Linked DNA regions of Homo sapiens: region 1 is linked to region 2. A link is a loop called in an ENCODE intact Hi-C map of the cell type or tissue named here. Cell type or tissue: gastrocnemius medialis. All regions are shown on one strand. Each heading gives the region's core, and the rest is flanking DNA. Links, peaks and the distances in the headings are about the cores only.

What was found. Peaks named below come from ENCODE experiments on the same cell type or tissue, not always from the same donor. Only the 100,000 strongest peaks of a DNase experiment are listed, where the experiment ranks them.
Region 1: a loop joins it to region 2, with 2.8 times the contacts of the local background. A loop is called at or near these places in 5 of 110 quality-filtered maps.

What each region holds. Positions count from the first base shown.
Region 1 is chr6:163,260,197-163,265,635 of GRCh38, forward strand. All of the region lies in intron 4 of PACRG (parkin coregulated), which reads left to right. Among named protein-coding and RNA genes, the nearest start is that of PACRG-AS1, 62 kb to the right of the region's middle. In gastrocnemius medialis, for the core only: no CTCF peak of the experiment used is centred there; DNase peaks (open chromatin) are centred at 3,195 and 4,318; H3K4me3 peaks cover 1,054 bases; H3K27ac peaks cover 3,470 bases.
Region 2 is chr6:163,345,171-163,350,609 of GRCh38, forward strand. DKFZp451B082 (a long non-coding RNA gene) reads right to left here and starts at 1,863. Exons shown (of 4, transcript NR_033862.1): 1 at 1,209-1,863. In gastrocnemius medialis, for the core only: no CTCF peak of the experiment used is centred there; DNase peaks (open chromatin) are centred at 981 and 2,161; H3K4me3 peaks cover 1,307 bases; H3K27ac peaks cover 3,838 bases.

The DNA.
Region 1 (5,439 bases), core at 108-5,107, 85 kb before region 2:
CACCAGCCAGCACCTCAGCAGCCCCTTCAGCGATCGCTGGCATGGGCTCTGCCTTGGTCTCTCCTGGTCTGACGCCAACCCGGCCGCTTCATTTCCTGCGAGGGGAGCTCTCTTCAGCTCCCACGTTGGTCCAAATTGGTTTGGTCTCTTCTAGACCTCAGAGCCCATACACAAAGAACAAAGGCCAGTTAGTCTCCCACTCTGCAATTATTCAAAGTTCGGGCTTTAAAACGCAGAGATTTTTCTGCTTCATCTACCCACAGCTCAGCAACTGTATTTCTACACCTATTGTTATTCTATTTCTGTTCCTAATTGCTATTGTAGAAAACCGTGCCTAGCTGAAGCTTCGGGAGTTGCCAATCCGTGGGCTCCCTTCAAATGTAAATGTGTTATGCAAATGTCTTCTGAGGCTGGGAGTGGGATCCTGTGGTCTTCCCTGGGTAGAGACAGGGAAAGAATACTGCTGGGATGGCTGAGAAACAGAAGACAATCCGCTGCCCTCGTTATTTAAACGCTCACTGTTCTGAGATGGTTTCCTGTCTCCAACTTCCTCTCCTGCTCTAGCAGCTGAATTTAAAATACTTGCTACAGAACACTGCTTCTTCTGGGCAGGGAACGCTGCTGCTTAACCCTTCCATGCTCGTTCCCTGTGGGGACACAGCGTGTTGGCCAGCTGCACCTCTCCCAGGGTCTCAGGACCATGTCTGTAAGGTAGATGCTATTCGAATCTAGGAACCTTTTTTTTTTAATATGGAAAATCACCTATCTAAATAATGCATTGTCATCGTTAGCAAAACCTTAAAGCATCAGTACTGGTGGAGACCTTGCCATTCCAAGCAGAGTTCGAATCCTTCCAAAAACAGCCACGACATCAATGCAAAAAAAATGTTGTTTTCCAGGAGTGCTAGTCCCATCGGGAGAGCTCCTTCCCTCCTCCCTCTGTCTTCCCGGCTCCCCATGTTCCTGAGCCCGGAGCTGATCTCCGCCTCTTCTGCCCTCAGCTTAGCTGCCTGTCATCATGCCAGGCAGGCACTGGATTTTCTTTTCTTTCTATTTTTTTAATTTTACTTTAAGTTCTGGGATACATGTGCAGACAGTGCAGGTTTGTTACATAGGTAGACATGTGCCATGGTGGTTTGCTGCACCTATCAACCCGTCATCTAGGTTTTAAACCCCGCATGCATTAGGTATTTATCCTAATGCTCTCCCTCCCCTTGCCCCCCACCCCCTGAGGTGCTGGATTTTCACTGTCCTGAGATTTTCACTCTCCCTCATACCCTCTTTGCTGGCCTCCCATTATCACCAGCAGCAATTTGGTCCAAAGAAAGTTCTCAGCTTCTGAATGAATGAGCCCTCAAACCCATGAGCTCCTTGACTCAGTGCTTATGCTGTGCTGAGCCAGGCACTCGCAGGACACTCGGCCCTGCTGGTCAGCCCTGCTGGCCGGGGGCTCCACATCTGTGGATTTGGCAAAATGCAGATCTGAAATACTTGGGGGGAAAATATGCCTGTACTGAACATATACAGAAATTTTTTCTTGTCATTGTTCCCTAAACAATAAAGTATAACAACTATTTACATAGCCTTACATTGTGTTAGATATGATAAGTAATATAGAGATGATTTAAAGGATACCAAAGGTTGTGCAGGGGTTATACGCAAATACTGCACCATTTAGTATCAGGGACTTGAGCATCTGTGGATTTTAGGATCACCCGGGGTCCTGGAACCAATCCCCCAGGAATACGGTGGGACAACTATATTAATTAATTAACCTTTTTTGCATTTATCAGTAGTTTCTGTGTTCAATATTGTCTATTGCTGCTATTTCCAAGATGTGGGGAAAAGGTGACCACAAATATATAGAAATGTATTCTGTGCATTCTAAAATAAATTCTAAACTATATGAAAGTAGAGGGCAAAGCAGAAAATGCTGGAAAAACGGCCCTGGCCCAAGACTTTGAGCTGTTTGTCTTTCGTTTTTCACACTGTCGTGTTACTCAGTAGTCCTGGCAGCTCTACTGTACCATTCTGAATTTCAGAGAAAGAAAGGGGAGCTAACTCTGCCCTGGAATATTATTTATGTTCTAAAGTGCTAAAAGTACTTTCAAGCGCAATTAGCTTATTTAAGAGGCAGAGATTATGTTGTTCTCTGCCTACCTCATCGGGTCACTGGGAGGATCACAGGCGGGGGAATATATATCTGTGTTTTGAGCACAGTAGGAAGAAAATCTTTGTGTAAATTCAGGTTGGCTTTATAATGATCCGGCAAGATTGGAATATCTGATCAAAGCGAATCACTCTGATCTACTCAGTTACAACATGATCTCTTTTTTTTTTTCAGATCTAATAATATATCACAAATTGACATGTGCTTGTGAGAATGATTTGTGGTTGATCTCGATGCTCAGACATGGCCATCGGCATTCCAATTATTCCCTCCCCTTTACTTAATTTCACTACAGACTTGCCCCATAGCTCATGGTTCTATAACAGTCTCTGACTTCATCACATTTTTATCAGGAAACAAATGGATCACTGGCTTGCACAAAATACAAATTTAGGCCAGGTGCAGTGGCTCACACCTGTAATCCTAGCACTTTGGGAGGCTGAGGCGGGAGGATCACTTGAGCGCAGAAGTTCAAGACTAGCCTGGGCAACATAGTGAGACCCCCCCCCCCATGTCAACTAAAAATTTAAAAAATTAGCCCAGTGTGGTGGCGCATGCCCAGGTAGTCCCAGCTACTCAGGAGGCTGAGGCGGGAGATCTCCTGAGACCAGGAGGCTGAGGCTGCAGTGAGCTATGATCACACCACTGCACTACAGCCTGGGCAACCGAACAAGACTCTCCCTCAAAAATAATAGTAATATATAAATTTGTCTGCAATTGTGAAAAATAAATAAATTTACATACTAGATCCAAGGCCCTGAGTTTTAACTTGATAACTGGGGCCAGGTATCTTACAGACCCCAGGAGGCCTTTCAAACCCGTTACTTGCGTCGTCATGCCAAGGGGCTGAGAACCCTTCCCTTCCCATCCCGAGAGCCCAGAAAGAATTCTGCAACTGTCTGTGAGCCAACTAGACTTGAACAGGCTAACTGACCTGCTACTCAGGAAAGAAACATTAGCTTGCTCACAAGAGCTTCCCTCACAGACTTGGTACAGAAGTCTAAGGATCACGTGGCGGCCGCAGCCTCTGTGTTTCTGTCCCCTGAGTCAGCACGTACAGAACACGCTGTGCGCCAAGGACCAGACCCTGCTGTGGAGAAAGCTACAGTGAAAGGTCAAGTCTGTGCAGAAATATGTGACTATTGAACACCCTCCTCTTCTCAATCACAAAAGCTCTTTATAATTCCTCCTCTGCAGGCAAAAACTGTGGGAAACTCTCACATTAGGCAGAATTTTTTTCTGACAATATCTGGAACCAAAGACCCACAGTCAGGTTAAAAATCACATTTTCATTGAAACAGTTTATGAAAAGCCTATTACCTAGCAATTTTATATTTGAATGCAATTATGTTAATGTTATTAGTACATTATGAATGGTACTAATATGATTATTGTTTCATGTGGTATTACAGGAAATTAATTCAAATGGATTTACATATTTTTTAGATAAAGGGCACTGCTAACACGGATAAATAAGAAGCCTGACGTTACTTTAAAAACAAAAGATAGCACTGAGAAAGCCAGGTTGTGACTTCATTTGTAATACTAACACACCATTTTTGTGCTTTTTTGTTGATGTAAATATTTTGCAATTTCCAAAGTGTTTTTCTTGTTGAATGCAGCAATCTGAATTAATTTCCCCAGCCTCTGCCAGTGTGCCTTTAGCCCATTTTATACTTGAGGGAGTTGAGAGTCAAGAGAAGGAAACTTGCCCCAATTTATACCCAGAATCCAGACAGTGCAAGATGCAAACTCAAATAGCTGAGAACTCAACTCCTACTGTTAGATCATCGGGGAATGTAACTTCTCACGTCGAATCATTCAGAGTTGTAATTAAGTAAGGCCGGACCTCTGGAAGCTCTCCTTCCCTGGATTTTGGTGAAAGGAAATGCTTGTTTCTGCACTGGGCAAGGCTGATTTCCATCTCACAGTACACTTTCTGCATCTCCTGCTTATCCAGAGGAGACCCCACCAGCCTCCCGAGCTCCATCGTCCCTCAGAGTCACTCCGCATCCACTGCGCACTGCTCTACACACTGCTCTGGGCTAGTCACACTGTGCTGCTGGAGACAAAAGTGTGAGCACAAAACAAGCCAGCAGCAGGGGACACTGTGTGCACTCAGCCCATGCAAACAGTAGGTGCCAGCCGAAGTCGTTCAAGGGCGACAGAGCGGTCACAGGTGTGGTTGAGAAGAGCCGCCCAGAAACAAGATCTGGGCTGGGCCTAGACAGAGATTGGTGGGGCAGCTGAGGTGAGGGGAGCTGTGGGTGCAAGGGCAGAGGGCAATTTGCAGGGTATATACACGGTGAGGGCAGAGCTTCCGCTGGTTGGAAAATAGGGGGTGAAACTGAGTTGGGGACAAACTGCAGATTACCTCTAGGCTTAGGACGGAGGAGTTGCTGCCAACTTTTAAACACCTGAAATTGATAAGGGAGAAGCTGCCTCTGCCAAAACCAATCTGGCAACTGTGCACAGAAAAACAGGTTAAGAAACGAGTCTTTCGCAAGTATGTAGGCCTGGGGTGATAAAGGCCTGAACTACCTAGGAGGGATGGCCTCTGCCCCAAGCCAAGGAACGCTATCAAATCTGATAAACTAGTAAGCTGGGAATGATAATTCTATGGTGATAGATCCTAGCAATGGATGATATGCTTTTAAGCTGAAAGTGCTTTGAGGACTAGTACTCTATCTTATTTGTCTATTTTCAGCTTGTAGTAAAGAGCCGGCTTCCACTCCTGCTGGGTGAATGAACGCATGCATGAACGAATGAATGCAGGCATGTGCGAATGAGTGGGCTCTAAAGATAGTATGTTGTAGATAATTTCCTGACTAATGATAGGGATTCCGACCCTGATAGGCTTACAGGAAGCTGCCTCTCAGTCGGTCCTGGTGTGGGTGGCTCCATCACCTGTGTGCAGGCCCCTTCTGGTCCGCATCCTTTTCCCTGGATGAGGAGGGCCTGCAGGCTGACAGTGACAGGTGTTCCTCCAGTGCCCGTCAGGAATGCCCGGGCTCCCTTCTTCTCCAGGGAAGGGGGTGGGGGGCACTCTTCGGGCCCGTGGGTATTTGTTTTAATGGAAGAAATGTGGGTAAATACAGTCTTCAAGCACAGAATGAAGTGAGGATAATATTAATTACTACCTTCGGTGATTGTTGTGAGGATTAAATGAGTTAATATATATGCATAGAGTAGTCGCTGATGTATATATAATAAGCATATAGTGTTAGCTGATGTTATTATTATTTGTTATTACTAACCAAACCAATTGT
Region 2 (5,439 bases), core at 229-5,228:
GTGGCTGTGGCCTAGAGCTTAGAGCTGAGCAGGTTGTGGAGGTGCCAGCAGCTTTTTGAAGGATGATGTGGCCATCCCAGGGGTGCAGGTCCACAGCCACCACAGCCAAGACATTTTTGGGGGTGTGTGCGTGTGTTTTGTTTTGCTGCTTTTTAAGTTTCTTTCTAAAAAGGAACCATCTTCTCCCCTCCTTGCCTTTGGCCATTAATGGGAGCCAATGCAACCCAGGTGTCCCTCCTCAGCCACATCCAGCCAGTGCCACTTCTGCTTCAAAGTACGGACAGAATCAAAGTACGTTGAAAATTAGGCTCAGGGCCGGGTGTGGTGGCTCATGCCTGTAATCCCAGCACTTTGGGAGGCCAAGGCAGGCACATTGCCTGAGTTCAAGAGTTCAAGACCAGCCTGGCCAACATGGCAAAACCTTGTCTATATTAAAAATACAAAAAATTAGCCAGGCATGGTGGCAGGTGCCTGTAATCCCAGCTACTCAGGAGGCTGAGGCAAGAAAATTGCTTGAACCCGGGAGGGAGAGGTTGCAGTGAACCGAGATTGCGCCGCCGCACTCCAGCCTGGGCGACGGAGTGAGACTGTCTCAACAAAAAAAGAAAGAAAGAAAGAAAATTAAGCTCAACTCCTAACTGCATCCAGGGAGGGAATCCTAGCTCAGCCTCAGAGGGGATGGGCTCCTCCCCAGTGCAGAGAAGCCCCTACATCAGCCCAGACCGTAGAAAGGAGAAGACAGCAGGAATTCTGGGAATCTTTCTTAGTGTGCAAAAGGGGCCACCTCCATGCAATTCAGGCATGGGGGCCAGGGCAGGTCCACAAAGCCTTGGCCACCTGTGAAGACCAGAAGCCCTGGCCTCGCTGGGGCCACTGAGTCAGGCTCATGGTCCTCGCCCCATTCCCCTCCAGCAGCCCTGTGGCTCCACCTCCAGCCTCCCATCGTTGAGACACAAGGACAGGGATCCACGCCATGAATCAGCTCGAGGGCTTCTTGGCTGCACAGGCCGAACCCTCAGGTCTGAACATCCCTAAAAATAAGGGCTGGTGTCAAGAGGTGGCAGAGAGAAACCCTGACACGGACACAGAAGGGAAAAGCACAGCCCAGGAGCCCCTTTCACATCAAAGCTTCTTTTTCTGGGGATGCCGAGGAACAGAGTACAGGCAAACGGTGCCCTTCACCTTCAGAAATACCCCGATATGCCTACTTTCCAGTTGAGATGACACAGCAGGAAACTTGAAAACTTAGTTTCTTCTGGTTGGAAGGCTCCTCCCGGCCACATGCCCACCGTCCAGTTCCCGCTCCCTCAGTGCCAGGCAGTCCAGAGGCTCCAGGGGTTCGGCTTGGACATAACCGGAGCTCCTCCGACTCCCCAGGCAAGCACTCTGTCATTGTCTTCCAGACTGTTCTCACAGATGCCCCGCAAAAGAGCACAAAAGCAGCCGCCAGAGGCCTGGAGCCCCGCCAAGAGGACAGGGCCCCCGGGACAGAGGGACAGAGGGGGGCTGTGCCCAGGTGGCCCTGAGGCTGCCCAGGACTCACTGGCTCCTGCTGCTCCATCCACACAGCAGACAGAGAAGCTTCCAGTCGGCAAAGGGCTGGGAACGCTGCAGCGCCGGCGCTCGGAATATTTGGATTTTCTGAATGTTAACACACTGGAAGCTCCTAAGGCAGCCAAGAGGCTATGAGCTCAAAAGCTTTGTGAGAGCTTTTCTCGGAGAGCTCGTTAATGTGGTCATTTAATGGCATAGTCTTGAATCCGAATCCTTAACTGGAGCTTTAAATAGGACTGATAAGTGCTCCATAGGCTTTGGGGAAGCGGATCAGGCCCATGTGCCCTCCTTGTCCAGGGGCACTGTTTGCAAAGACCACATGTGGGGCCAGGGCACAGGGGGAGGAGACCCACAGGCCAGGGCTGGGCAATGCGGATCTTGGCATTAAAAGCACAGGCCGGGTAGGATGGCTCCGTGTCCAGAGAGCGGCTTAGTGGAGTGGTAAGAGGCACATTCCGATTGCCTCGCTCCCTGGAGCTGCCTCCAGCACTACCATTAACTTGGATAAATCCCATAAATTCACCCGACCATGAGCACAAGTGCTGCTCAACCCACCCAGCCACCCCACCCGCAGGCCAAAAATACGAGGCAGCACTTGCCTAGTGACTCACATCCTCTGCCTGGGCCCCGCCCCTCCTGCCTATAGTCCTGCTTCGTGCGACCTTCAGGGAATATATAGAGTTGGGGGAGATTTCTCAGGATATTTTTGGGAGACAGCTGTTTGTGATTCAACTTGACAGTTATGGGTGGCTATGGCCAAAAGGGGGCTGGGCGCGGAAACTAGAGCTGGGGAACGTGGGCAGGGAACCGGTGGACGTGGAATTCCCAGTATAATGTTGCCTTATATACACTTACTAAGCGCATGGATGGGTGAATGAATAAGTGAAGGATTGACTTCTCTATCTGCCTTAGAGGGTGGAGTTGAGGTCAACCAAATCCTACTCAGAAATTTCAGACACGAAATATCAGATCCTAAATGAAGAATTCCTCTTCTGCAGTGTTCACGGCATGGCACGTGGTGGCCGCCACAGAATGATTCTCCCCTGTAATCGGTTTCATCCCCAAACCTTGGTGAGATGTAAACCTGCTCCTCCAGGCCTTGACTTCCGCAGTTGGGCCAAAATGTGTTTCCTGAGACTGTGTCCCCACTCGATCCTGAAATGTTCACTGCTTTCATGGGGGGAAATGAAGGAGGGGGATCTTGTTCAAACAAGATTGGGAAACACTATACACTACATTTCCCTCTTGGATTTTACAACATTCATTAACACTGAAGACGGAAAAGTCCTGCAATAAAGAAACCTGGTTTGTTTTTTTTATTTAACCCAACATGTTCCAAATTTACTTGTCCAAGAAGAACACATTTTTGCAAAGTCTCGGTGTGGTAGAGAGAACGATGCCCCCTCCTCCACCAAAGACGTCCACGTCCTAATCCCCAGAACCTGTGAATACCTTACCTGGCAAAAGGAATTTTGTCAGTGTGATTCTGTGAAGGATTTGGGGATGGAGGGATTGTCCTGGATGATTCAGGTGGGCCTAATCTACTCACAAGGATCTTTAAGAGAGAGGCAAGAAGATTAAAGTCAAAAATGACAGGACGATGACTACAGGACAAGTTTTGAAGAGGAAGAGGCCACAAGTCAAAGAATGTGGGTGGCCTCTAGAAGCTGGAAAAATCAGGGAAATGGATTCTCCTGTGGCATCTCTGCAAGGAACACAGCCCTGCTGACACCTTGATTTTAGGACCTATTTCAGAGTTCTGACCTCCAGAATTCTAAGAGAACCCATTTGTGTTGGTTTGAGCTACTAAGTTTGTGGCAATTTGTTACGGCAGCCATAGGAAATACGTATTGATTACTAGAATTTGGGAAGTGAGGACACCCCTGCTTAATGATCACACACTGTAAATATGTGTCCCCAGCAGCCCATCTGCTTCTCAGCTTCAGGCCCTCCTGGAGTTTGTGTTTGTGGATATGGTAAAAAGCTGTTGAAGGATCGCATCCTTGAATAAATCAGTGTCTGTTATTACCTGTTTTTCTCAAAGCTGGTCCCATAGAGCTGGGACTAACGGGCTGAGCTTCTGTTTTCATGGCTGGCCCAACACAAAACTGTGAAAAGTCTCCTCTGAGGGGACACAGCTGGGAAGAGCACATGCCAATGTTCTGCCCAGGAGTGATGAGTCTCTAAGAGTTAAGGGCCCTGCTGTGAACATCCTGACCTTCTCAAAGTTCAGGGACAAATCTAATTAAAGAGGCACTGTCACACTTCTCAGCCTTCTCCACAGAATCCTTTGGGAAACCAGTTCTATGTCAGTGTTTCGGGCCAAGAATCAAAGTGACCAAGATTCTCAGAACAAGCCCCTGATGGATGTTTTGATGTAAAGGTCAGAGAGGTTGAAAAACAAAGTGTAAGAAGCATAAAACCATCCTGCCAAAAGTTTTGCAAAGGAGACCTGCATCCGAAATGAAATTGCTGAGTCAGAAGAATACCTCCAAATTCTTTGTTCTTCACCTGTTGGGTCTTTAATACAGAAATTCAGGAGTTTGTTGAAACCCATAGTTCACTTGCTTTGGAAGCAGTTACAATGTACTGTTCTCCAGGGAACATCCACCCGAGTGACACAGTACGCAGTGTCACACACAGGCCCCATTGTGCGCCTGCCCCCAAGTCTCTGGGTTCATTGTTTCCTTTGGAACATTCGCCCCAACCTCCACGCATCCAAGGCCTGCTGTCTCCAAGGCCTGTGCCTCCAATAGGCTGCCCTGGCTCACCAACCAGAAACAATCTTTGGCTCCCTAGAGCAGTGAGTCACCCAGGCCCTGGTCTCTCTGGGGGTGCCTCAGTTCTGTGCATGCCCTGCCTCCTTCCTCTGGTCCTATGTCCAGGGAGGGTTTGTCCTCATCCGGATCCTTTGCATTGCACCTACCAGGAACACAGTCTACTTTATGAAGGAAACATGCTCAAAGCATTCCGGTTCTTTCCGAGTCCCAGCAAAGGCTTTGCTGCCTGGCTGCACAGCGTCTCTTATATTTGTCTCCCTGAGTGCATTGGTTTCCTTGGGCTGTCCTAGCAAAGTACCCTGGACTCAGTGGTTTAAATGACAGAACTGTCCCGGGTCTGGAGGTTGGAAGTCCCAGGCCAAGGTGCAAGTGGGGCTGGTTCCTGCTGAGCCCCGAGGAAGGCACGGCCCAGGCCTCCGCCTGGCTCCTAGGGATGGCCAGCAGTCTTTGGCATTCCTTGGCTTGTAGAAGCATCACCCTGGGGTCTGTCTTCCTCTTCACACATCATCTCACTGCATGCGGATCTGTGTCCACATTTCTTCTTTCTATAGGACACCAGGCATAGTGGATTAGGGGCCCACCTTACTCCTGCATGACCTCATCCTAACTTAACTAATTATACCTGCAGCAGCCCTAGATCCCCATAAGGTCCCCATCTGAGGTACTGGGGGTTAGGACAACATACGCATTTGGCAGAGGGCAGGAAGGGGAACATAATTCAACCCGTGACACTTTGTAACAGAACCCTCTTTTTGATTGAGGTGGCAATGTGGCCAGCCAGAAATGCTTCTCAAAACTCAGCTCTGGCTGGGCGTTGTGGCTCATGCCTGTAATCCCAGCACTTTGGGAGGCCAAGGCAGGTGGATCACTTGAAGCCAGGAGTTTGAGACCAGCCTGGGCAACATGGCAAAACCCCATCTCTACAAAAATTAGCCAGACATAATGGCACGCAACTGTGGTCCTAGTTACTTAGAGGTTGAAGTGGGATAATTGCTTGAGCCCGGGAGGGTGAGGCTGCAATGAGCTGTAACTGCACCACTACACTCCAGCCTGGGCGACAGAGTGAGACCCTATCTCAAAACAAACAAACAAACAAACGAAAACC